Regions from separate parts of the Homo sapiens genome. Here region 1 is linked to region 2. A link is an interaction called in ENCODE POLR2A ChIA-PET data of the cell type or tissue named here. Cell type or tissue: A673. All regions are shown on one strand. Each heading gives the region's core, and the rest is flanking DNA. Links, peaks and the distances in the headings are about the cores only. Region 1 holds the start of SIAH3 (siah E3 ubiquitin protein ligase family member 3). Region 2 overlaps SIAH3 (siah E3 ubiquitin protein ligase family member 3).

Region 1 (2,911 bases), core at 100-2,599, 67 kb after region 2:
CCCCTCCTCCCTACTACCCCTAACCAGTGGCCCATCATTCCTTTCCCAGTCAGTCTTGGCTGTGATGTTAAGCGGCTCTGCCGGACCCCATATTTTGTCTGGTCTCTAAAAGGGCACTGACCTGAGGGTACAAATGCAGAGGCCCCGGGGCAGCTAGGCAGCCGCGAGCAACCCAGCACCCAGCTGCCTAGGGTGCTCCAGGCAGCGGCGGCAGCAGCTAGAAGCTGGTGTCATTATTACACAAGCCAGGCAAATCCTGCTCCAGTACACAGAGCGCATCTAACCAGCAGGAAGGAAATAAGCCAAAATCCTCCCGACACCACACACACACACACACACACACACACACACACACACACACACACGAGTCTGAGGACAAGGACAAACACTTTGCAGAAAGAACCCTCCCCCCACCCCACCGACGTCCAAGTCCCTGTTTCAGGATTCCTCACCCCCCAGTAGCTTCTAAAATCCTCGTGTTTGACCACCTCTCCCAACACATGGGACAGAGAGAATTTGGCTAACTTCAAATCCTGTCTCCTGAGCACTTGCCCACAAATAGTAGGGGGAGTGATGGGGACGCCCCCCTGTTCCCTCCACCACCCTCACTTCTGCCCCCCACGCCACTCTCAGGTTGACAGCGTCGGGGAAAGACATCAGACCATCAATCCAGCTTTTCCTGCCAGCTGGGGAAACAACACTCGGTCACTAACAGCACCCAATCACCTAGAGAGCGAGAGTGAGCCGAGGCAAACACGCCGGGTTCCAGACACCGTCCCAGCCCCCGAGACCCGGGTTTGCAAAGGGCTGCACACGTTCGCCGGAGGGTCGCTGCCGCCTCCGAGAAAGGACTTGAACCTGAGCCCGGTGAAGGTAAAATGACACAGAGACTCACCTTTAGGTTGTGTGTGGGGTTGACGACACAGACAAGTTGCCCGGCAGCGGAGAAAACCCGTTTAGCCTTGTAGTGCTGAAACCGGAGATGAATGAGATCTAATACAGCCCCAAAGCACTGGGTAAAGAAAAGCATCACAACTTTTGGGGGGTTGTTGGTCCGGGAAGGCAGCGGAGGAAGCTGTGAGTCCTTGGGCCCTGGAAGGAGCGCAGCCTCTGAGACACTCCGCTCCAGCCCGGCTTAGCGCGCCTTCATATTCATCATCAAAATAAGACGGTTAGAATCTTGCAGCAGTGAGGCGGCCAATCAAAAGGACAGAAATGTTATCCTTGAGGTGCAGAGACAGCCAATAACAAATGCCTTCCCTACCGAAACTCCCTGATGAATTGAGCCTGGCGGAGAATGTATTATTGAACATTACCATAGATCAGCACATTGCATTTATCTTGTGATTACAGCCAACCATACCTAATGCTGGGGAGATAGGCTGACAAAATTGATTGCTTAATGTGTCTCCATTTATTAATTGACTTAATTTAACATGAGAGCCTTTCTTAATGCCCTGGCAAGAACGTAAAGCGTTTAAGCCGCCAAATAGTACAACACCCCGCTCCAAAGTAGGCAGATGGATAACGCAGATCATGGCTCGACTCACCAGAGCTGCTTGGGAGAAAATAAAATATTACTAGACTCTGAATCCAGATAAGGACTTGGCAGCAGCAAAAATGTGTATCTTTCAATCTTGCGTTCTGACTTTCTGCAATTTGGATTACAGCCCCTTGATAAATCTTACTCTCCACTCTTTATCAAAGAAAAGAATCCCTGACAAATTCATTTGGAGTTGAGGGGTGGAGGGAAGCACATACATATATATTACTATACATATATATATATTTTCTTTTTTTCAAAATACTGTGATTACTGAAGTCTGAAAGTATTAAAGGATAAAAATGCACAGAGTATGCTTCAAAAAATAATGAAATCCCTGATGCATGAATGCACACACACAGAAAAACCTACACTGAGAGGAAAGAGGCTTGTAAATCAGCAAAATAATTACAGATGCAGAGAACCTTTGCTTGTCATTCATTTGCATATTGGTGGGCAGCAAATTGCTAATTAACCACTAGATTGCTGGAGACATTAAAATAGAGATTAAGGATGCACATACCACATCATTTACTTGTTTCTGCAAATGCTAGCAGCACATTTCTGTGCTGGCACAGGCAGAGGGCATTCCAGTCCTCAGACTGCAAACCTGTCCTTGCTCCCCAGAACAGGGCTGGTGGGTGGGCGGGAGGCCGCTGGTTCTTGAAGAAAGATTCCTAAGCAGTACTTGAAGGGTTTTGGGTTTTTCGGGACTAGCTCTGATGGTTTAGTCTTTGCAGCTAAAGCAGGGGAGTTCAGTGTATTGTGTTTTCCCTCTTCCCTGGTTGTTTCTCTCTTGAGAAGTCAGGCCAGATCCAGTGCTGCCTGGAGCAGGATCAGCCCCCACTGTGAATTGTACCCTGTGAGTGTGAGCCCCCTCCCTCATGGCTCTTGTTCTGCTCTGGCTACAATGCTTGGGTTGTAATGTATGCAAAACATATGCACACGTGGAACACCTAGGTCTGTGACCTGGTCAGGCAGTTAAACTAACAACAGAATAACATACGGGATAAAAATAATGCACAAGTTTATTGATGCCAGGACAGAGCCCAGGCTGTTCATTTTAACTTGCATTTAAAACCAAACCAATGTTTTAAGAGACAAGCTGAACACCAATTAAACATGGAAACTTTGCACTTTTAAAATAACGACACTGGCACCAAACTAGAAGATGACAACATTTGAACTGATTAGAACCTCATCAATGTGATATTTTTATAGGACCTGAGTCCCTGGAGCCACTTGTTACATGGCATATAATAAAGGTTGCTGGCCCACAAAACCAGAATCTGCTTTCTAAAGTTTGAATTGTCCAGAAAATAAGCTTTCAGCAGTTCATTGGGAAAACATTTAATGTCCTTTCATTGG
Region 2 (2,911 bases), core at 283-2,782:
GAGCTCCAGGCGATAGGTGAAGCAGTCGGCCTGGGTGGGGGTCCCAATCAGCATCATGGTGGCAAAGAACTGGGGGTGCCCTTCATGCCTCTCCTGTTTCCTCAGCACCAACAGAAAGTGGTGGCCAAGGCAGGAGTGCATGATGATCCAATCAGCCGGCGCGGGGAGGTGCATGTCCGTGGCCAGGAAGACGATCTCGGCTCCCTGGAGGATGTCAACCCTATGGATCTGCCGCAGGTGGGGCACCACCACCTCCAGGCGGCCTTCCCACTGGCAGGAGAACAAGGGACACATGCACAGGCAGGGCGTCACCGGGTTGGCGTGCAGCCCCGCCTCCTGGTGGTGAAGGTGGTGGGGGTGGGCGTGGTGGCGGAGGTGGTGGTGGTGGCGGTGGTGGCAGTGGTGGTGGGAGAGATGGTGAGGGTGGAAGCTGCCTTGCTCTGGAGCGCTCTGAGTGACGGCGCGCCGACTGGACACATACTGTAAGGAAAGAGAAGAACGTCAGTGCGGGGATGAGGCCCACTCTCCCAGGCCGCCACTCCCCTGATGTTCAAAGTGTTAAAAAGCAGATCCTCCAGTGCAGGCTGAGAAAGGTTCATTTCTTAAACAACAAACAAACAAACAAACAAACAAACAAAACCACAAAGGACAGAGTGGGCGCCTTGGGGTGGGGGGTGTTGAGATTCTGAAAAGTCAGTCCAAGAAAATGCAGTATTTGTGCCTTTGTGGTTCTTTAATAAGATACACAAGCAAATAGGCAATTTCCTCGTCAAGTAACATGCAGTAGGATGGTCATCAATCACAAAGAACAAAGACAGCTGTTTTTTTTTTTTTTTTTTTTTTTGCTTTTTTGATATTGTTGATAATTTTGTGCAGGCAATGGAGGTCAATAGATTTTTTTTTTCTATTTTGTCATAGTTATTAATTTTAGAACAAAATTTACATAATGCCCATTTGTCCTTCCAGTGTAGTCAGGGATTGTCCTGTCTTGGGCGCCCTTCTCCTGCGTCCTAAGGCATCTGGTGGGATGCAGAGCTGATCGTGTGCACTGGGACTACAGTCCCTAAGGAGAGAGTCCCCGCTGTGACTCCTGAGACTTTGCCGCACCAGGCACACATCTACCCTATTTCTAGCTCTCTGCCCCAGGGCAGCTTCCCAGAGCCTCATCACCAGGCAGCCTCCACCTGGAGAATCTCCCCATCATCTGTTCCTCATGGTGGCGTGCCCACAAGTGCCCCCCAAAACACCAAGAGCTGTGAGGATGCCTTCTGATCAGGTGTCTGTGAACATTTATTGAGCATCTGCTGTGGCCAGGGCCTTGCAGGGATACAGCTGTGAGCACAATAGATACTGTGTCTTTTGGTGTGGGTGGCACAGACATTACTACACTTATAATTAATTACAGTTTTGACAAAGGTCCTCCATGTGTCATGAAGACTGTGATTCATATTTTTCAGTTGAAGAAACAGGCTTCAGTAATAACGTGATGGAGCCTGCAAAACTGGTAAGTGAAAGACTGGGATTCATCTTCACGCCCCCTGACTCTGAACACAAGAGCACACCCCCATCCAGTGATTCCTGCCTTCAGCTCCCTCCTCCGTTTCCTGACTCCTTCTTTTCCGTAATTAGCCTGCATGGTCTAGGTCACACAGGGGAGGTGGCAGCTCTGCAGTGCGCTCCAGGCATGAGTCGCTCACCTTGCAGCCATTTCCTAGGCTGTCCTCAGGTAGGGAGTGTCCCTTCTGCCCTAGCTCTCCAAATGCTTTCTGGACTTCAGATGCCTTTGGGCACTTGCCTCCTCACCCTGCTTCAGTTCATTCCCAAAGTACAGAGGGCAGGGGTGAAGGTCACCAGCCACTGTTGCTGCCAGAGTTTCTATCTATCTCCCCTGACTTCCTGTGGCTAATAGTGAGCCAGCTAGCTTCCTTTCTTTAGGGCATTCAGGACACACATACATGTACATACATGCACAGTCATGCACGCAATACACATGCATGCATACACACACGCTCATGACACATACATGTGCACACATGGTGCACTGGGATTGTCACCCGAGTGATGGAGGTGACCTGGAGGAGGTAGGGGCCAGATCAGCTCTCCTCTCCAGTTGTTAGTTCCATCTGCTGGTTTCCTCATTCTTCCCCCAGAAGTGTGATCTACAGGGGCTCTTCCAGTAGCGCCTGTCCTGCCCCTGGATGGTAGCTGCTGGGCAGTCTGCTGTCCTCCATCCTGCAACCCCACCTGGTTCCCCTTCCCCAAGGTGAACAGTGTGTCTTCAGCTATGAAGGAACAAGCTGTGTTCCAAAATCCTGCTAGTGATGAGTCTGACTTATCCCTCAGTGTTAAGTATGGGGAAGGAAACTAACTAGTATGTAGCATCTACTAAGTGTCAGCTGCTATGGAAAGGAGGTATTTTTAAAATAATTATTTCATTTAATTTTTCACAGAAAAGATCAATTTCCTTATTAAAAAATAAAAATCTGGCTTTGTCCCCACCTGCCTGCTGGTGGCATGGACCATTTAGTGATTTGGTCGGGGGGGTTTCTCCCCTCTCCTGGGATCATGCAGGAAGCCCAGGGCCCACACCTTCCATCAGCCAGGGTCAGGACCCTCCCATGGACCTTCCCACTGTCTGCAGGGCCGGTAGGCAGGCAACTTCTTCTCCTATACTCAAGAGGACCCAGTCTTGGGCTCTCATGAAAAACCCAAATGGTGTCCCTCTTCCAGTCTCTGAGAAGGCCCCTCTCTACCAGTCTTTACAACAATCAGGAGAGAAACATTTTATGTTTGTCTTATAAATGAAGAAACAGAGACACAGAGAGATTGAGTCACTTGCCAAAGTCACACAGCTCCTAAGGGCTGCAGCTGGGAATGGGGCCCAGATCAGTTAATGGTGACAGATCATAGA

The links. Peaks named below come from ENCODE experiments on the same cell type or tissue, not always from the same donor. Only the 100,000 strongest peaks of a DNase experiment are listed, where the experiment ranks them.
Region 1: POLR2A ChIA-PET joins it to region 2 with 11 read pairs; 2 of 35 experiments call an interaction of 5 or more read pairs at or near these places.

Annotation. Positions count from the first base shown.
Region 1 is chr13:45,850,600-45,853,510 of GRCh38, forward strand. It overlaps SIAH3 (siah E3 ubiquitin protein ligase family member 3), which reads right to left and starts at 1,154. Exons shown (of 2, transcript NM_198849.3): 1 at 896-1,154. The coding sequence starts at 1,030. RefSeq lists an enhancer at 1-263. In A673, for the core only: no CTCF peak of the experiment used is centred there; DNase peaks (open chromatin) are centred at 282 and 1,182; H3K4me3 peaks cover 1,566 bases; H3K27ac peaks cover 1,100 bases.
Region 2 is chr13:45,783,578-45,786,488 of GRCh38, forward strand. SIAH3 (siah E3 ubiquitin protein ligase family member 3) reads right to left here. Exons shown (of 2, transcript NM_198849.3): 2 at 1-480. Among named protein-coding and RNA genes, the nearest start is that of SIAH3, 67 kb to the right of the region's middle. RefSeq lists enhancers at 1-72, 73-573. In A673, for the core only: no CTCF peak of the experiment used is centred there; no DNase peak of the experiment used is centred there.